Regions from separate parts of the Homo sapiens genome. Here region 2 is linked to region 1. A link is a loop called in an ENCODE intact Hi-C map of the cell type or tissue named here. Cell type or tissue: A673. All regions are shown on one strand. Links, peaks and the distances in the headings refer to the core of each region. The heading gives the core; the rest is flanking DNA. Region 1 has its middle 7.3 kb from the start of IGSF10. Region 2 overlaps LINC02066 (long intergenic non-protein coding RNA 2066).

What was found. A loop is a pair of places that touch in the nucleus more often than their neighbours do. Peaks named below come from ENCODE experiments on the same cell type or tissue, not always from the same donor. Only the 100,000 strongest peaks of a DNase experiment are listed, where the experiment ranks them.
Region 2: it touches region 1 in a loop (4-fold over the local background); 21 of 110 quality-filtered maps call a loop at or near these places.

What each region holds. Positions count from the first base shown.
Region 1 is chr3:151,462,998-151,473,788 of GRCh38, reverse strand. It overlaps a transcript of IGSF10 not described here. Among named protein-coding and RNA genes, the nearest start is that of IGSF10, 7.3 kb to the right of the region's middle. In A673, for the core only: a CTCF peak has its summit at 5,319 (motif pointing left); a DNase peak (open chromatin) is centred at 5,268.
Region 2 is chr3:151,655,086-151,665,876 of GRCh38, reverse strand. LINC02066 (long intergenic non-protein coding RNA 2066) reads right to left here. Exons shown (of 5, transcript NR_183765.1): 5 at 7,907-8,222. Among named protein-coding and RNA genes, the nearest start is that of AADACL2, 73 kb to the left of the region's middle. In A673, for the core only: a CTCF peak has its summit at 4,746; a DNase peak (open chromatin) is centred at 4,806; H3K27ac peaks cover 2,808 bases.

The DNA of each region.
Region 1 (10,791 bases), core at 1,515-9,514:
TAGAACAGAATATGCAGATTCTCCACAGACCCAATATAGATCCTCAGGGCTTGGAAAAAAGGGCCCCCTAGTTACATTTGAGCAGAGGTCAGTCAAGTTTGTTCATCCATAAATCTGCACAGCTCCTGAACAACATCCAGTGGGAAATTTACTTTTTTTGTGGCTCCTTTATAATATATAGTAAGGGTGTATAACCACATTTAGTAAAAGGAGACCCTACTGGGTTTAATCCAGTTACATTATACAAGCAATTACTTGTACCAACATAGGTAATTCCCAAATCTTGAGTGCATGATACCTTGGAAGCACAATATACCTTTTGCTTGCATCACTTGGATTGTTTTTTTATAATTGGCAATGATCAAGTTATCGATTGAAAAAGTTAGTGAGCGTAGGAAAGCAAATAGCAGTGATGTTTAGAATATCAATAATAGTTTTCCATTCCTCCCTTGGAGTCTCAGGGTGATTCTCACTGGGAACACAGAGAGGCATTGGCATCAGTGGAATCATTTCCTGATTTTTTGGCATTAGCCCACAAATCCAACAATTACTCTGGTTTTGTGTTCAGCACAAGCTTGAGCTAAAGCCATCAACTGATTATGGTCCCATGGATTTTCCTGTACAGAAAACGAAAGGATTAGGGCAACAAAAGATGAGGAAAACAGAAGAACACATAAGGCTTTCATGATGGTAGAGAAGTCTTGATCCATGATCTTAGGAAAGCTGTCCACAACTAGGATGGCATCTCTTCCTGGAGAGAGATTTCCCTGGTCAACTTTATCTTAAAGTCTCCAACAGGTGTACAGTTCCACAAGTCAGAAGGGGTCCTTTTGAGTTGTGAGACGTGGACCCAAGGTTCAAGGCCCTGAAGCTTCACTGCAGTGTGGGTGGTGAGAACTTGGTAAGGTCCCTTCCAACAAGGTTCAAAAATAGTCTTCCTCTGATATTGTTTCCAGAAGACCCAGTCTCCAGGTTCTAAACCATGGGGAGGGTCTGATTGTCCTCAGTTAGTGGATCTCAAAAAGTTTCCTTTACCTGGCAAAAGTATACTTTGGCATAATGCATTAAAGCCTTGCAGTACTTAGTTATATCAGAATTTAAGAGAGCAGGAGAAGCATGAGGCCTTCCAGTGACTATTTCATAAGGGGTCAACTTATGTTTTCCAATAAAAGTGGATCTGATTGCCATTAAAGCCAAAGGTAGTACCTTTGGCCAAGGCAACCCAATTGATTCAGTTAACTTTGCCAACTGCAGTTTTAATATGACGTTTGTTCTTTCAACCTTTTCAGAAGAGTGAGGGTGGTAGGGACAATGGTAATGCCGCTGCATTGGTAGCACCTTATTTAACTGCTTTATAACTTGCCCAATAAAATGAGTTCCTCTATCACTGGAAGATTTTTCCAGGGATCCCCCAAAAAAGGAAAAAGATTTTCTAATTTCTTATCACAGCATCAGCTTTACTACATTGGAAGGCCTCTATCCAACCAGAAAACATGCAAACTATTGCAAGAATATACTGATATCCCATTGAGGGTGACAGTTGAATGAAGTCTATCTGTAAATGCTAAAATACTCCATCAGGTGGTAGACATATATTACCTGAAACTTTGATTGTTTTTCCAGGATTATTGCTTTGACAAGTCAAACACTGGTTATAAACCATTTTAGCAGTTTTGGAAGTCACCCCACCAGTATTTTTTTCATAATTGGATCATTTTGTCTGTTCCATGATGAGTTGTGGAGTGCAGAGCTTTCAACAATGGAAGCTTCAAAGACTCAGGAAGCACCAGGCAGCTATCTGGGCTATGAGTCTGCACTTTACATTAAATTTACATCCTTTTAGATACCAATTTTGTTTTTCCAAATGAGATGCATTGCATTGTTTATTAAATAAGTCGTCGTAAGGAAGCTGGCTTGGATTAATCTTATGTAGTTCATTCAGATTGCATATCTTAACAGTTTCAGCACTACCTGATTCAGCATAAACATCTGCTAAAGCATTATCCTGACTTTCAAGTTCAGTTCTACAAGTATGAGCTTCAATCTTAACAACAGCAACCTGCAATAGTAAAAGGATAGCAGAAAAGAGTTCATCTACTTTGAGTCAATTTTTGATGGGGGTTCCACTAGATGTGAAAAACCCTCATAGTTTCTATATCATTCCAAAATCATGTAGTATTCCAAAAGCGCATCTGCTATCTGTATAAATATTTACTGACTTGTCCTTAGCTATATGACAAACTCAGGTGAGGGCAAAAAGCTCTGCAGGTTGGGCCAACTTAAATTGAGGAAGAGTTCCCTTCTCTATTAACTCATTTTGGGTAGTAACAGTGTATCTTGCCTGAAATTTTCCTTCTGAGTTTCTGACATAGGATCCATCAATAAAAAAGTATTAATTCAGGATTATCCAGTGGAGTGTCTTAGAAATCAACATGAAGGGCCACTATTTCTGACACTACAAGTATTATTCTGTTCTCACTGCTAATAAAGACATACCTGAGACTGGGCCATTTATGAAGGAAAGAGGTTTTTAATTAACTCACAGTTCCACATGGCTGGGGAAGCAGAAGGTGAATGAGTAGCAAAGTAACGTCTTACATGGTGGCAGACGAGAGCATGTGCAGGAGAATTCCCCTTTATAAAACCATCAGATCTCATGAGGCTTATTCACTATCATGAGAACAGCATGGAAAAGACCCACCCCCATGATTCAATAATCCCCACAGGGATTATTACAATTCAAGGTGCGATTTCGGTGGGGACACAGAGCTAAATCATATCATTACACTTACACAATTGTGGTCTTCACCATCATTGGGCAGAGATAACAGTATCAGGGTTAAGTAGATTACAGTGTTTTAGATGAAGATTAGAAGGAGATAGGAGAAGTAATTCATAAGATGTTAGTCTGCTTACTGAAAAATGCGGGTTTGGTTGGAATTTAATAGACTTTACACAGCGTGTGGGATTTGCAAATTAAGTTCATTTCCTAAAACAAGATCTGATGAAGTTTCTACCAGTTTGGCCACTGCTGCTGCTGCTTTTAGTCAATTAGGATATGCCTTAGTGACTGGGTATAATTGCAGGCTATAGTATGCAATGGGCCTATGTTCACCACCATGTTCTTGAGCAAGGACTCCTAATGCCTGATTGTTACACTCATGAACAAACAAGGTGAAAGGTTTAGTGTAATTTGGAAGTCCTAAAGATGAGGGCTGTTGTAAGGTCAACTTTATTTGGCCAACAGCCTGCTCATGACTGTCTTCCCAAGGTAAAGGCTCTGGTATAGCATTATTAGTGAGCTCATACAATGGTGAAGCTATTAAGGAAAAAATTGGAACTCAGAATCTGCAACATCCTGCAAGTCCAAGAAAACTTCTTAATTGTCTTTTGGTTGCAGGTCAAGGAAAACTTTGAATAGCTGTTATCCTCTTAGTTGAGAGGGAAATTCCTTCAGCAGCCAAGTCACATCCCAAATGGTGGACTTTTTGCCTTGAAAACTTAAGTTTTTCCACTGAAGCCTTGTGACCTTTGTATGAAAGTTGCTGTAAAAGGTAAACTGAGTCCATTACAGAGCACTCCTTAGTGGGACAGCATATATTCATCTATGTACTGAATGAGAGTAGAATTTTGAGGCAACTGTAGTGTCATTAAGTCTTGATGCAATGCCTGGGAAAAATAGAAAGGGCTTTGGTAAATCCTTGTGGCATTACAGGCCAAGTGTACTGCTGATTTTACCAAGTAAAGGCAAACTAGTATTGACTCTCTTTATAAACTGGAATGCTAAAGAAGGCTGAGCAGAGATCTATTATTGTGAACACTTGGAATCAGTGGGTACATTAGATAATAAAATATTAGAATTTGGGACTACGGGAAATCTTGGTATTACAATTTTATTATTGCCTGTAAATCTTGAACAAATCTTCAACCTCATCCTTTTGGCTTTTTAACTGCTAGGATTGGAGTGTTACAAGGGCTCCTGCATGGGAGTATGAGTCCTTGTTTAATTAAATCTTCTACAATTGGTTAGAGCTCTTGAATTGCTTCAGATTTTAGTGGATATTGGGGTAATTTAGGCAAAGGTTTAGGATGATCTATTTGGACTTTCATAGGTTGCACACTTTTAATTCTTCCTATATCAGTTGGGGAAGAGGCCCATAAACATTCAAGTATTTTTGAGAGATCAGGGGTATTACAGGCCTGAGTTTCTATCTTATCAATTTATTTCTGTAGACAGCATAACAATTCTGCTTCAGGAGAATCAGGAAACTCTGAAGAAGGTTTACATGCCCTTTTAACTTGAAAGTAAATCTCACCCTAACAAGTTTACTGGAGCAGCATCACATAGTACAAAAGTATATTTTTCTGAAAAGGGCCCCAATGTTAATTGGATGGGTTCAGATACAGGAATGTCTTGAACTTGATTTGAAACCCCCACCACAGAATGTAAATTATTTCAGCCATTGTGGAAGACTGTGGCAATTCCTCAAAAACCTAGAAACAGAAATACCATTTGACCCAGTAAACCCATTACTGGGTATATACCCAAAGGAATGTAAATCATTCTATTATAAAGATACATGCATGCATATGTTCATTGCAGCACTATTCACGATAGCAAAGACATGGAATCAACCCAAATGCCCAACAATGATAGAATGAATAAAGAAACTGTGGTAAGTATACACCATGAAATACTATGCAGCTATAAAAAAGAAATGAAATCATATCCTTTGCAGGGACATGGGTGGAGCTGGAAGCCATTATCCTCAGCAAACTAATGCAGGAAGAGAAAACCAAACACCATATGTTCTCATTTATAAGTGGGAGCTGAACAATGAGAACACATGGACACAGGGAGGGGAACAACATACACTGGGGCCTAGGCAGCAGGGCAGGGGGAGGGAGAGCATCAGGATAAATAGCTAATGGGTGCAGGACTTAATACCTAGGTGATGGGTTGATAGGTGCAGCAAACCACCATGACACACATTTACCTATGTAACCTGCACGTCCTGTACATGTATCCTGGAACGTAAAATAAATTTTAAAAATACAAACAACCCTCACAAAAATGACCCTTTTTACTTCTAGGGATTTACTGGCTTATTAAAGTGGGGTTTATGGTAGATAGAATAGCTCCAGTATTCATCGGGACTGTACACGACTCCCCATTTATTTTAACCTGTTTCTCCATGTTCATTTAAAGGTATTACGGGAGCAATTTAGTAGAGAATCCCTGGGAGCCCCGTCAATGCCATTATCAGGAGGGCTAAGGTCTCTTGGGCTCCCTCTAGTGGAGAAACAGTTCAGCCTAAAGGGAGGCTTATTGGCAGACCTCTTACATAAAAGCGGTCAATCCCTTTTCCAATGCCCTGGTTGTTTGCAATAAAGGCAGATATCTTGGGGTAAAGAATTTCTTGTTCTAGGATCTCTCGGTTGTGATTTAAAATGAGAATGAGAAAGGTCCCTTTGGTCGCAGCCCCTGTAGCCATTGTAACTGAAGGGTCAGCTTGTTAGCTTTTTGAGCTTTTTCTTGCTCTAGAGTCCTCTCAAAATGTTCAGCTAAAGCCACCAATTCAGTCATATCTGTAACTTCCCATCCAAGCTTATGTTTTTTAATTAAACTTCTAAGTTCAGGACGGAGTCCATTTATAATAGAGCAGTTAATGCTATTTCAGTCCCTGCAGGAAATACTCCTTGCCGTACTTTAAGCCCAGAATGTTTCACAAACAATGTCTCTAAGCGAGTTCTGTAATCTCAAACTGGTTCATCCTTTTGTTTTTGTTTACAAGATTGTATGACAGACTAATCAACTTTTTGCAGAAAAATATTAGAAATTGAATGTAAAATGTTTTCAGCCATTTTTCTTTCTTTTTTTCTTTTTTCTTTTTTCTTTTTTTTTTTGAGATGGAGTCTCGCTGTCGCCCAGGCTGGAATGCAGTGGCACGATCTCGGCTCACTGCAGGCTCTGACCCCGGGGTTCACGCCATTCTCCTGCCTCAGCCTCCCGAGTAGCTGGGACTACAGGTGCCCGCCACCTCGCCCGGCTAATTTTTTGTATTTTTAGTAGAGACGGGGTTTCACTGCGTTAGCCAGGACGGTCTCGATCTCCTGACCTCGTGATCCACCCACCTCGGCCTCCCAAAGTGCTGGGATTACAGGCGTGAGCCACCGCGCCCGGCTCAGCCATTTTTCTAGCTACTTTTGGTCCTTCTCATGAGGAGCTTTTGGAGGGGTCTTTAATACCCTCCTCAGGTTTGTCCCATTCTGCTACTGCCATCCATTCTTGAGCTTCATCAGGCCCTAATATCATGTGAATAAATTGGTAAAGGTCAGGAAGCCCTGGCTTGTAAGCTCCTATTAGGATTCTAAATTCCTCAGTAAATTTTTGAGATTTTCCCTTGAATAAGGGAAGTCCTTCACAAAACTTTAAGCTCAGTTTTAGACCATGGAGTGAAAGTAGTTATAGCAGACAGGCCTGGCTGATCAGGTCTTACTTTGTAAGGCATCTAACTTCCTCTTTTTCATCATCTTCAGGGTGAAAGGGTAATTTAGCAAAAAGGTTAGTGGACTCAGTATATAGGCAGAAATGGATAAAGAGAAGAAACAGTCGAAGTTAGTTCAGTCAGAGCACAGCCCTCTTTTGTCATGTCCTTGGTCTGGTGCCTAAGCTTTCCATTTGCTTTTTGCAAAGAATCTTTCAAGGAGTTAATTTTTGATTCATTTAGTCTTTTGGAGACCTCTGCATACCAATGAAAGACTATGTCCCACTGTTTCTGTGGGACATAGTCTTTTTCCAATATGCCTCACAAATACACAATTTTTTCCAAATTATAACTTCCTCATTTCGACCATCTTAAGTTCTCTTTAGTGGGGTTAACCCATTTTTCTAAAAATGCACACGTTGAGCCAGGCATAATGGCTCACTACTGTAATCCTAGCCCTTTAGGAGGCCGAGGCGGGTGGATCACCTGAGGTCAGGAGTTCAAGACTAGCCTGACCAACATGGTGAAACCCTGTCTCTACTAAAAATACAAAAATTAGCTGGGCATGGTGGCAGGTGCCTGTAGTCCCAGCTACTCGGGAGGCGAAGGCAGGAGAATCATTTGAACCCAGGAGGTGGAGGCTGCAATGAGCTGAGATTGTGCCATTGCACTCCAGCCTGGGAGACAGAGTGAGACTCTATCTCGAACAAACAAAACAAAACAAAACAAAACAAAAACACGTGCTGGGCCCATAATTTTTATACATAAAATTAGCTGGAGTTCCAGAAGGTGGAGTCCCAGACTCCTTGGACTGAGATAATTCCATTATTAAAAATAAAGTACCTACCCAAGGTCCAAGGCCTCTAATTGAATTCAATCCAGTTAATTATCAAATCCAATTTGATCTTAGACTCGGTGCAGTCTAAGTATTGCTCAAGTAAACTCAGAGACCCCAAAACACAAGTTACTGGAGTTCAGAATCTGAGAGAAAACTCACCCATGACCTCCATTTACAATCAAGAGAACAGTGAGCACAATGGGCTCAGCGGGTACCTCGCCTGGTCACCTGGTATTTCTGGGGGTCGCCAGAGTTTTACTTTGAATCCCACTTCTGATGCCAGATCTGTTAAAACTTCAGACAAATTAAATTTGACAAAGTTTAATTGAACAAGGAAAAAAACGATTCATGAATTGGACATCCTCCAGAAATACCGCAGATTCAGAGAGACTACAGGGATGCCTCGTGGTCAGAAAAAATTTATAGACAAAAAAAGGAAAATGATATACAGAAATCAGAAGTGAGGTACAGAAACAGCTGGATTGGTTACAGGTTGGCATTTGCCTTATTTGAACACAGTTTGACACTCAGCAGTGCATGAGTGGTTGAAGTATGACTGCTAGGATTGGCCAAGACTCAGCAATTGTTACAGGTGCATATTCCTAAGTTAGGTTTTCAATCTTGTCTACCGATTAAATTAGATTACAGTTCATCCACAAGGACTCAAATATAGAAGTACAACGTCCCTCTCAGGCCATATTTAGTTTGCTGTAACAGCACCATTGGTATCCTCTGGATAGTATGACAGATGTCATAAGAAATTAAATCCTCCAAAAGACAGATGATACTGAGCTTCCTGGAGAAATCAGAAAAATGTGCCTCATTTGCCATTTCCCATTTGAGAAAATACAAGCTGCCGTATTCACTAATATGTTATATAGTAAAGTAATAATAATGTCTTTTCATTAAAAAGAAGAAGAAACTAGAAGAGTTCTCAAATCTCTTAGGTGCATCTCCTACCCAGGCTTAAGAAATCATGGTGAGTTCTGCAAACCTCAACCAATGGCTTTTGATACAATACTTATCATAAAAGCAACACAGAGCATTTACAGCGACCAGAGTACAAAACTAAAGTCAGCAGAGCTGCTCTTCAGGCACCTATTTCTAAACTCTTGACAACAACAATGGTCATTCTTGTGCTCCTTCTGCCTTAGTCTTCTCTCAGGTTTGCATCTATATCAGGTTTCTAACTTTTATCTACTTCAGCCCTGGCTTTCCTAGGATCCTTGGATGTCACTAACAAAAATGTGAGATTCATCCATCCTCTCTTTTATTCCCTAAGTAAAATCTTAACTCTTGTTCCTCCAGATCTAAAATCTTTATTTATTCTCACAACCACCACTTTAATTCATTGTCTTAAGGCTGGACTATTATAATTGCCTCCTAGGTAGTTTTTCTATTTCCTATAATCCAGAGTCCATGGACTTATAAGAGGACCATGCATTTGCTTCAAATTTTTCTCCACATCTTCCAAAACTGTACCCATACATGGTGTTCTGAAAGCTCTGAAAGGTTAGAGATCTGGAATACTATATATAAAGTCTTCAAGTCATGTAGTTTGACTTTAGTTGGTTGAGTTGCAACTGTATTGGAAGAAAGATGATACTGATTTTCTTTCTACCTCCTTTTCCTGCATTATGTCTCTTCATGGCACTTATCACTTACCGTGCTAGTCTGTAACTTCAAAAAAGGAAGGGCTAAGATGTCAGTCTACTTCACTGCTATTGGAATCACTCAGTGGAGGTCTTGACTGTTTGGTTAATTGAATAATATGAAAATTGTGGAGCTGGGAGGTGGTAATGATTGTGCCTGATTAAAAGATATGTAACAATTTTGGCATTTGGTTATCTGTTGACACATATATAAGTCAGTTTTAAAATTCATAGCTTGTTCTGATTGTCAGGTGATCTATGACTTGTAACTGCTTGCGCTTGGTTGATTGGTGTTAAATAAATACTCTGATTAGGAGGGTGATGTAAAGGATGGTATGGATGATAAATTAAGGATGAGGAGTAAGAAGTAGTAATTACTAGAAAAGACAGCAAATAATGTCAAAGACCTAGAGATGAGGGGAAATGTAATTCTCAGGGGTGATATAAAAGGTGAAGAAGATGTATATTTATTGTCGTGTTTACTAGAAAAAATACAAAGCCTGAGAATTTACCAACAATACTGTTTAAGAAAAGAGTAACAAAAAGAGGGGGAGGATTTAAAGAAAATCATTAGGTAAAACTATAGTGAGAGGTAATTAAAATGTCAAACCATCCTTAAAGCGTAGGTAAATTACCGTAGTCCAGGAAACACAGGTTTAGGAGTTCAGATTGACAATTAACTCAGAGTCGCTATGCTCAGCTCTGAGATCTTGGCAAATTATACACTCAATTAACTTCTGCAAAATAAAGTTACAATTACAAAATAAAGTCATTATCATTGAATTTCATATATTTCTTATTAAATGAGGCCATGTTCAAAGGTGAAAGTGATTTGTAAACCATATGAATCTATAGAAACATATTGCATTATTAAGCATGGTTAGAAAAAAGAGTGGTGAAACTTTTCTTTGATATGCTGTGGACTCTCCAAATTTTATAAATAGAAGCAGGAAGAAGATAGAAAATATAAGGCTTTTTTTGTATTTTTGTAGAGACGGGGTTTCACCATGTTGACCAGGCTGGTCTCAAATTCCTGACCTCAGGTGATCCTCCCGCCTTGGCCTCCCAAAATGCTGGGATTACAGGTGTGAGCCACTGCGCCCAGCCATGGTGGCATGTGCCTGTAATCCCAGCTACTCAGGAGGCTGAGGCAGGAGAATTGCTTGAACCCAGAAAGTGGAGGTTGTGGTGAGCCGAGATTGCGCCATTGCACTCCAGCCTGGGCAACAAGAGCAAAACTCCGTCTCAGAAAAAAAAAAAAAAAAAAAAAAAAAAAAAAAAAAAAAACCAGAAAATGTAAGGCTTAAAAGCATTGGTTTTACAATTTTAAAATTAATTCAGTATTGTATTTTGGCTCTGAATCATTTAGCATTCTTTATCCTCAGCAATCTCATCTGAAAAACTGGTATAATTTTAGCACTTACTCATCAGAATATTTCTGAGAATTAAGCAATACATATAAAGGCTTTGACACATATATACTCTAACTATAAAAGTAATTACAAATATTAGAATTGTTATTAAGTGGAGCAAATGGAACTAGAATTGGTGCCAATATGACTCAGGTTTCTAATAATTCTGGAAGATGACATGAAAAGTAGAAAATACGTCAGAGAAGAGCTCTGACATAAAGCAATTGTAGAGATTTATCTCATAAAAATTCTTAAGAGAAGCAAACATTCCTATCAGGAGTTCACTTTGAAATTGATAGCAAGAAAATGACCCCAGGTAACAAGCCTAGGAAAATAAGTTTAACATGTTGCTGTCATCTTTCTGTGGTTCATCCTAGTTGAGGTCTGGAAGTCCAGACCTG
Region 2 (10,791 bases), core at 1,405-9,404, 190 kb before region 1:
CTTCCCCCAGGGACCAGCACCCAGTTAGCAGAACTAGTGGCACTTACCCAAGACTTAGAACTGGGAAAGGGAAAAAGAATAAATGTGTATACACATAGCAAGTATGCTTATCTAATCCTACATGCCCATGCTGCAATATGGAAAGAAAGGGTTAGGGTTCCCCCTAATCTCTGGGGGTACTCCCAATAAATACACAAGGAAATTATGGAGTTATTGCATGCAGTGCAAAAACCCAAGGAGGTGACAGTCTGACACTGCTGAAGCCATCAAAAAGGGAAGGAGAAGGGAGAACAGCAGCATAACAGCTGGCAGAGGCAGCAGAAAGGAAAGAGAGAAAGAGACAGGAAGTCAGAGAAAGAGAAAGAGGAAGAAACAGAGACACAAAGAGAGGGAGTCAGAGAGGGAAAGAAAGAGAGACACAGAAAGAGAGAGAGGAAGAGACAAAGAAGGAGTCAAAGAGAGAGACAGAGAGAGGAAGAGAGAGAAAGAGACAAGAAGTCAAAGAGAAAGAAAGAGAGATGGAAGTAGTAAAGAAAAAACAGTGTACCCTATTCCTTTAAAAGCCAGGGTAAATTTAAGACCTATCATTGATAATTGAAGGTCTTCTCTGTAACCCTATAACACTCCATTACCACCTTGTTGTCAGTGTAAACAAGGGCATAGCCCAAAAGCACTGAGGTCACTGACAATCCGTAGCCTTTCTATCAAAAATCCTTAACTCAGAAGGTTTCCTAATAGGTGATCTAAATCTTAATTAATTACCATACAAAGGTCCAACCAGACCAAGGAGGAACTCCCTTCAGGACAGGATGATAGATGTTTCCTCCTAGGTGATTAAGGGAAAAAGACACAATGGGTATTCTGTAAGTGATAAGGAAACGCTAACAGAAGCAGAATTAGGAAAATTGCCTAATAGTTGGTCTGCTTAAACATGCGAGCTGTTTGCACTCAGCCAAATCTTAAAGTACTTACAGAATCAGGAAGGAGCTATCTATACAGAAAAAGTAAAGTTTGCTAAAAGTTAACAGTGTAACATGCATTATCCTACTACCACACACTCTCAAAGGATTTCTCAGTTTGCAAGAAATAACAAAATCTATCCTTACTTTACAATCCCAATTAGACTTTCTGTGTCTGTCCTTCTTTCTCTCTGACTCCTTTTCACGTCACCTCTCAGTAGGAATACAGGAAGCATGAAAGTCCGGAGACTAGGAAATAATTGTCAAAGGGCTTAAAATGAACCGGCTTAGGGAATCTTGGAAGTAGGAACTGGTGTTACTTATTCTGCAATTTCCTAGGGCATTTCTTGCTTCTATTTGGTGATAAAGATAGGGTGTTGGTATTTGGGATCCATCTTGTTCCTATTCCTGTATGGTTCCCCTACAGATTGGCTATATAACTGAAGAGCATATTTTCTTACTTTTTTTCTGATTTCCTGTATCCCCTGGGGAGAGACCCGCTGTGCAATTTTTAAACTACCATATTCTGTACCTCCAGACAGAGTGTATGTGGGGCTCCATACTATATGCCTTTGAAAGAAAAAGGGTATGGCAGAGGGGGCCAGTCCCAGACCACAGTGGAAAAACACACTGAGCTGAAACAGATCCATGCATTGCTTGGCCTTAGAGCTCAAATAAAATGGATAAAACCAGTTATGAAAGAATCAAAACAATAAGGGATAATTACAAAGGGCACTAATCCTGTGATACCCCCATACTTCCATTAAAGAAGTCAGGTAAATTTGATAAAGATGGTTGATGTCTATATAGCTTTCCACAAAATTTCAGGAAAGTAAATGAATTTGCTGTTCTATTAATCTCTATAGTCCCTAACATGACGATTATTCTGACTTCTGACTTTGGTACCATTGTCTGAAAATGTTTTCTCTAGAACTGGTCTACACTTTCCCTCCCTCCCTCCTTTTCTCCCTTCCTCCCTTCCTTCTCCTTCCTTTCTCTCTCTCTCTCAGGGTGACAAATAGGGATTCTCTGAGCCAAAAATGCTCATTAAAGGAATCCTACATTCTGCAGAAATGGGACAACAGTAATCCTCCACTATTCTTAGTCCTCTGCTGGGAACATTCCTAGAGAAGTGTAGTCATAACTAGAATATGGTGGTAGATGCAGAGGGGCAACTGCTGTAGCTGGTTCTGTTAAGGAGGTCTGAGTGGTACATTTCCATAGCTGCCACATAGTGAGATACTTTTTAACAATAAAAGGAATGAAACTCTAATCTACACAACCACCTGAATAGGTCTCAAAAAGATTATGTTGTGCCAAAGAGGTCAGATACAAAAGAGTGCATGACACCATTTATATAACATGACACCATTTATATAAAATTCTAGATAATTCCTACAGTACAATAGCAGATCAGTGGGTGCCTAGGGTCAGGGAAGAGGGGTAAGGATTAGCTGGACAGGGGCACAAGGAAACCGTCTGAAGTAATAGAAATGTTCTGTTAAATGTGGTGGTGGTTACACTGCTTTGTATATTTGCCAAATTCATAGAACTTAAAATGGGTGCATTTTCTTGTAGGTGAATTACACCTTAATAAAGCTGACTTCTTAGGACAATCTACCTTCTCAATAAGCTGTTGCTGCTACCCTGGTTTTAAACATTTTTTTGTAAAACTTAATTTTTTCCTAATGTTTCTACTGTTTTGGCATTTTTTCATTTTATTATGAAAGATGATTAACATTCAGAAGATTATGTAAAATGTGTACTCATTTAAAAATAATACTACTAATAATAAAGCAAACACTACATACTTACCACCCAGGATAAAAGGAGAAAGCATTGCTGATGCCTTAGAAGGTCCATGCGCCTCCCCACTTCCTCCCCCTTCATATAGGTTCATATAACTCTCTTAGTTCTGTACTATACATGTTAGAAGCCCTGGAATTCTGTCTCCTACTCACTTCTTCTGCTTAGACCTTTCTGCATGATGTTGTCTAGCTTTTTTTGTTTTCAGAGATTATCTATATGCTGATCCATCTTCTAAAACTCCAAATATTTTATGGCAGATGTAAATTTATTGTCACAACAGGCAAATCTTGAAAAATGCAAGTCTATTTGCTTGCTATAGTGAAACTTCACATAGCCCTTATTTTGTCTTAAGTGCCCATGAGGGGAAGTTTCATTCCTGTTAATTCAGAGTAAACTGAGTTACTGGCAGCTTAAAATTCATCATCTTTTGGGTAACCACTCAGTCAAATTAGGATGTTCCTTCGCTGAATTTTCCTTGCCTTATCATCAAGCGATACTCTATGTTCTGGGTTAGTAGACAAGGTATTAACATCTGCTCTCTGGCAGCCTCTGCCAAGACTTACTTATGCCTAACATATTGATCCCTAGTGCCAAGAAATATATCTGCTAAAATAATCAGTGCATTTCCTCTTTCCTACTCCTTTTCTTCAAAGCTTCCTATTTCTTGAAAAGTCTAGAACTTGTATGAAAGTGAGATTGTAAAAACTTAAATAAGATTATCTATTCAACACTATTACAAGCTTCCAGTTTAGTTTGTTTTAAAACTTCTAGTCATTGACAGTCTTGAATAAATTAGCCTACAAGATCATAAATCAATATGCCTATTAATATTATAAATCAATTTAAAAACTGAGGCATTTCTGAAAAACTGTAGACACCAAATTGTGGGTCCTCACCCTATATACAGCAAACTCATAGATTTCAGAAACCTGTTTTTCCACTCTTTTCATCACTGTTTTTGGCATAACATCTTACAGCAAATTATAAAGATACTACTACTAAAAGGAGAAATAGTTGACAGCTTTGATTATTCAATTCATCAACAAATGCTGAGTAATGTCAAGGGGACAAAAGTGGAGTATTCCCTTTTTGTTATAATGAATAATAATTTTTTTGATGATTGAAACCAAATTGTACTCAACTCTGTCCTTCTGCAGGTTCTTGGAATAGCCCCGTGTTTATAGAAACACACACACACACACACACACACACAAGTTGAACTAAGCCAACTTAACAGGTAGAGAGGTTAAAGTAAACTTTAAACTCTCTAATTTGTAAGATTTATTCTTAGGATACCAAAATACAGATCAAAAAGCCACTTGGTGGCTGGGCAAGGTGGCTCACGCCTGTAATCCCAGCACCCTGGGAGGCGGAGGCAGGTCAATCACCTGAGGTCAGGAGTTCCAGACCAGCCTGACCAACGTGGTGAAACCCTGTCTCTACTAAAAATAAAAAAAATTAACTTGGTGTGGTGGCGCATGCCTGTGATCCGGGCTACTTGGGAGGCTGGGGCAGGAGAATTGCTTGAACACAGGAGGTGAAGGTTGCAGTGAGCCGAGATCACACCACTGCTCTCCAGCCTGGGTGGCAGAGAAAGGCTCCGTCTCAAAAAAAAAAAAAAAAAAAAAAAAAAAAAAAAAAAAAAGGCCACTTGGTAATATCTGGACTTATGAATTTTCATAACTCATAACAATGAACTTTTCCAAGCTGATTATGCCCTTTACTCAGCCTGGTTTGGCACCTTCTCTTTCAGAATACATCAATGCCTCCTTTGCATATAGACTAATTCATTCCTTCTTTGGGGAAAGTAGACCTTGAAACTCTTTGTAACACATCATGGCTATTGGTGTCCAATCAATGGGGGTAGACAAACATATATTGCAAGATAACTCACATTACTGTTTTTCTTATGAGCTAATCGAAGTAAAAACACTGAGAAATCTATTATTGAAAATTTTAGGTTTTTCATCTCATAAAATATTTTGTGATTGAAATAAATATTAAACGAACCACTGAGAGGCAGTATAGTCCCCAAAATTATTTTTTCTTCTCATGAAAAGACAGGCATACTTTGAAACCAAAGCGTACCAATATTGCTGTCAAATATTTTAATGTACATAAGAGAAGAGAAAATCACCAGCCGTATCTCATTCTTCTGACTTGTTTTAACCAACCAGAAAACTAGCCATTTTAGAAACAGAAACTTGAAAACTAGAAAATTGAAAACTACAGTATTAAGAAAAAATGGTTTCACAGCAAGATCATAAAGTGTGTTTATATTTTTAAGGGAACAGTAAGGAATGAATCTAAAGATCCATTTGTTAGGGATCTTATTTTAACCAAGTGTCTATTTTTGGTAAGTAATTTTACTAAAACAAATTCAATGGAAAAATTCAGAAGCAAGGGTTAAATGATCCACTGTGAAGGTATAAGACAGATTTGTAAAACTAAACAAAAGCAAACTCATAGTAAAATATTTCAGTTGAACCGACAGAACTTTTTTGGTTCCTGCTCCATCTGCAGATGATACTAGTCCCTCACTGTGCCACACATCATGTGGCCTCTGTGGAAAACAACAACAACAACCACACACAAAAAAAAAAACAGGACACATGAAGCATTTTACAAAAATAAATATTTTTCTCTTGCAATATTTTGCAAAAAATGTCCAGGTTTCAGAATAACTGTCTATTTAAAAATATATATATAGAAGGTACTTAAAGTAAAAACCCATAAAGAAACAAAAAATGTTACCAAAGTTAGTCTGTTCAAGGTTGGAAAATAAAAATTCATTCACTTGATTTTTATATCTGCAAGGGTCAAAGGTCATCATATATCTCTAGTTATCAGTATTTCAAAAGTCAGAGAGGTAGCAACTTAAGAAAGGGCTCAAGGCTTCACTACTGAGGAATTAGTGCTCTGTGGGATGTTTTGCTCTTTAAAGTTTATCTGAGGATATAAAGTATCTTTCTTCCCAACTGTTATCTGAGGTGTGTAACCACAATGGCAGCAGAGCAAGGTGTCCATTTTGCCCACTCAGTGTCTGTTTCTGGTCATTTCATCTCCAAAGTGAAGATTTAACCACACAAATTTGTTTAGCTATTTTCTAATTCAGTATCACTAATTTGATGTTTTCTTTATTTAGTTGGTTTTATTTATTTAAAAATGTACTGGTTGATATGGTTAACAAACTAAATCCATAGGAAACTATAATTTCGTATTTTATTTCTCCCTGGAGGATCTGTGAAGCTCCCGAGGTCATAGTCTTCTTGCCAGAAGGACTTTCATTACCCTTATAAACATATGTATTCCAAGGCTAGTATTTAGACAACATCCAATACACTCCTACTAAGTTTTGCCTGAAGTACTTATAAATGTAGAGATATTTTTCTTCTTTCAAGATTCCCATAGTGTCAATGTTCCTATCCTACCAGAAGTGATATTCTTTCCAAGCTGGTAAGTCTGGGACCTATAAATCATAGAGCAGGCACCAGGGAGTACACAGTAGCCTCAAGAAGAATATCCCCTGTTCTTCAATATTGGACTTAGCATGCTTGATTTAATAAAATTTATCTGTAGCTGTGGCATTTCTGTAACACTCATGGTTATAAATTTGATTTGTTCAATTATATCCTGTAAAGAAGAAAGATTTATGTTGAAACTATGTAAATAACCACATTGTAATAAAAAGCAACAGGACACTTTGGAGGCATTATGCCTAATGTTTAACTATTGTTCTGAGCAGTTTGGTCAACACAACAATAATGTGTTTTTTAGTTTGGCAAAATCATCTTCCTTAAATTTTTCCGATGATTTATTAGTTATTTTGTATATTAGATTTTTTTAAACTTCTTTGAATTCTAACGTGTCAATTGAAAAAGATAACATTTAAAGAGTTTTTCCAGTTTGTAGAAGTATACTTAGTCTGTTAACATCGATAGATCAAGAAGAAAGAAAGATGGGCGTTGTTATATTTCAATTAAAAACTAAAACATCAACCACAACTTAATTTTCTCATCAGTGTCATTCAGACTGAGGTCATTACTTCTTATTCATTTTATCTTGAATTATTTCACAACATCATCTGTATTTGCACCAAGAGTGTTAGAAATCCTCAGTCTGCTCACGGGAGGAGGAAGCATGTGCACCTTAGGCTATTCCATGCAGAACCCATTGTTAAGAGCATGCAGTAAAATCCTTTACTGAAGTCATCATTCTTTTGATATTTCTTCTAGAATACTCTGAATCTTGTAGCAGAGGACTTTATGCAAGTGTGAAGGAAAAGCAGAACCACTTTTTACTTACAGGACTAAAATACTCTTGGTGATTTTATTACAATAATGAACAAAATCAGAATGGGGAACAGTGAAGTCCTGCACTGAAGTTTCACATGAATAAATATTTTAAGAATTTAGTAAATGATTACTCTAAAAATAAGAATATATTATTGATGAAGTTACTGATGAGTTTGTAAGGTCCTTTAATTTATCCTATAAAATGTGTGTTATGATTGTCACAATTGGCAAGCGATTTTAAACTTAAAAAGTAACTCTGTTTCAAATCAACTTAGTTATTCTGGCAGTCTTTATGCATTACCTTAACTGTTCCTATTCATTTGTCCAAAAGTACACATTTATTGAAATATATTCATTTTGTATATAATTACCATAAGAGAGATCAGCTTTCCTTTTTGATTTGTCAGCGCTTCTTTTATCTTGAGTTTGGCAAACAGGACAGTTTTGACAGTAGTGTTAAGCTAATTAAAATTATGGCACAATCATATATACATATGCAATCATTTTTCTTATCCCTCCTCATGAAGAGAAAGGGCAAAGTATTGGTGGTGTCTAGTAGTCTTTTGGGGTAAAAAACATATTGATAGTTTTTATTATTCTGGTTTGGAGGCGAATTTGTTGCTCAAAAGGAGGCCGTATATAAGTTCTAACAGTTTTAAAGATAATAAACAGTTATAGGAAACAGTTGTAATTTTGACTTAGGTTGAAAATCCAACTCAGCAGTAAGTAATAAATATTAGAAACTCTAGCCTTTTGAGACTTCAAATTTCGTTAGAAATGGATTCAAAAGCATGAAAAAAATCACACACACCCACACACAAACACATACACACACAAACGGGCTCTTGAGTGAGAGTGTTTTAATAATTATAACAATCTTTGCTATCAAAGAATAAAATCACATAGTGCTTCTTGTTAAGAGCAGACTATATATTCAAAGATTAATTTTTCTTTCAAATATTTATCTTCTTTATCATCTGTAAGCTTCCTTTAATAATTTTAAAATCTTGATACATATTTTTAGCCATACATTAATGCACATATAGTTAAAGGTTAGTCTTAAATTATCTCAGAATGCAAATTGCTATTTTCCCCTCTCTGTGGCAAGTGATGCTTCATTAAAGTGGCTAAGAACAAGGGCCAGGTTTTTCTTCTCAACCTAGAGACAGAAAAGAAAGAGCTATCACAGAGGGAATCCAATATAATTTTTTGTCCTGGAAAGATAAAACTTAAAGTTCCTGGGTAAATGTAACTCCCCCTTCCAAAATGAATACAGCAGGCTTACATTTGTTTAATCGATCAGATGAAAAAACTGTGGCCTGAAGAAGATAAGTGCCACATAGACCAATTTTTAAAAAAAAATTCATCCTGTTTTAAAATGGCGAGAATCAAAGGTTACATACATGTGCCTAGTAATAACCCACTGTTTAATGAGCTGACAGTTAAGGAATTAATGATCTACTTAAATATCTCCAGGAAAAGATGAAGAACAATCATTTAGAACAGTTCTTATACATCAAATCACATAAGCATTGGGTCCTTTGAAATCCTAAGAGGTAGAAAAAACTGAAATTAGCAAGTAAGTTTAAGAAGAATTAAAAGAACTTTAAGAGTGGAAGTTTCAAACTTGCTATTTACAGGCTGTATACTTTGTTGACTAGCCATACTTTCTCTTAAAAACATCTTTACCATAATTTTTTTAACTGCTGAGGTTGAAAAGAAAAACAGGAGAAAAACATAACTGATTTGTCTGATGCAGTTGGGCATGCCCTATACATTTAGATTCCTGCCTATCTGCAACACCACAAGTATATATTTTAATATAAAAAATATCCCTGGAAGTTCCGGCAAATCATTCAGAATAACCTAGGTTGTGTCAGAAATTAAGGTACATATATCACCATTTCATGGTAATTTTTAGGATATAAACAACATTCTATTCCTTAGGAGAAAACAATGAGGGAGTGGGATCTTAACCATAGATTTGTTGAAAGGATGGTTATTCTGCAGAAAAGCCCTTTTAATGTGACTTGTTTTAATAGAGAATATTTAAATGGCACCAAAATATTTGAAAGGCTACCCAAAAAGTTTTAATGCAAAAGAGAATGGTTTCTTTTCTTTTTTGAAAAAAAATCTGTTATTAATTACAGGATTAAGACTTGCACAATTGGAAACAAATGGCTTTATTTCATAAACCATCTTTTGAATAAACACACAACTCCAAAACAGAAAAATAAACCCAGGTTAAATATCTCATGATTTTGAGATAGGCCTAAGCCAAACTATCTTTCACCAAAAGAGCTTTACTTACAAAAGCAAAAACTATGTACTAGGTAGAAAGTAATAATCTCTGTGGCCCCCCAAATTATCCAATTTCTTTGTATGTTACATTATTGTACATTGATAAAGTAGTGTTTTCAAAGTTGCATAGCTGTTTGTAAGACACCCCTAAATCAGAGGGACCCTATAGGATACAAACAAAGCTGGATTCCTTTGAACAAAACAGGTAAATATTCTGTAATAAAGTGAGTTTATCTCAAAGTATCTGGACTTTAAACAATCGTAATCTTAACTTGTAGTAGTCTTAATTAAATTCTAATTTAAGTAAATGTTGTTTTGCTGTTATACAAATAGCAAAACTTGCAAACATCTATCTTTATGATTTTATACTTTCAGTTTAGGCTAGTTGGGAACCCAAGAAAAATCTTAATATGGGACTTTCAGGAGCATGAATAAAAACAGGGGGTCAGAGGATGCTCAGATGATCTCAACAGAACTTCATCATAGGAAATAAATAGTGTTAACTGTTCTGCTCTCAAGAAAAAAAAAGCTGTTATAAAAGTATAATGTATTTAATCCTTAAATATAACTCTGTGTGTGCCCACACATAAAACTTTCTAGCTTTGTCAACTTAAAAAGTCTAAAAGTGATTTAACTAACTCATGAACAAATGAACATCCCTGGTATCTTAACTGTGATCTTGAAATATCATTTCAAAACCATAAGTTCTTGAAAAATGGCTGTTTCCAATCCAAGTAATGTATTAGTTGAGCCTAGAACACCTTGTCTTACTAGACAGTAAGGAAAATATTAAATACTACAAGGGTTATGTCAAAAAGACTCAGGAGCCAACTTAAAGAGGTTCACACTGATTAAAGATGAAACAGCTTAAGCTTTAATATGGTGAAGAATTGCAACAGATCAAAGCCTATGAAAAATGTTTAAATCAATGGGTTCATAATGGTATTTAAAAGTAAACCAACAAAGTAGTCATCTTTAAGCTAGCAATTCATTATACTGAAAATTGTTTATAAAGGTAAAGACTCAAGAGTCTATCCTGACTTTTTCACATGAACTGTACCACTGGGCAACCTAGTAGATGAGAGGAAAAGGCTCTTTATAACATCATTACACCTAAAAAATAAAAAAGACATAATACAATTAGAATATCACCATTTTCAACCCCAACTGAAGTTAATGGGTCAAGGCACTGAGCATCAATAACTGCTAACAAAAAGGAACAAAACTAAATAGTATGGTGATCTGATGAAAGAACACAATACCCTCCAGTCTGAACAAATTGACAACCTGAGGCTGCAAGACATTTAAGCCTGCTACCAATTTGCAGCAAATACAGAAGACAGAGGTACATGTTGAACTTCATTATGAATGTGCAAGACAAATATATAAAAAGCAATGGTATTTCTGCACACTAGTAACAAAAGGAA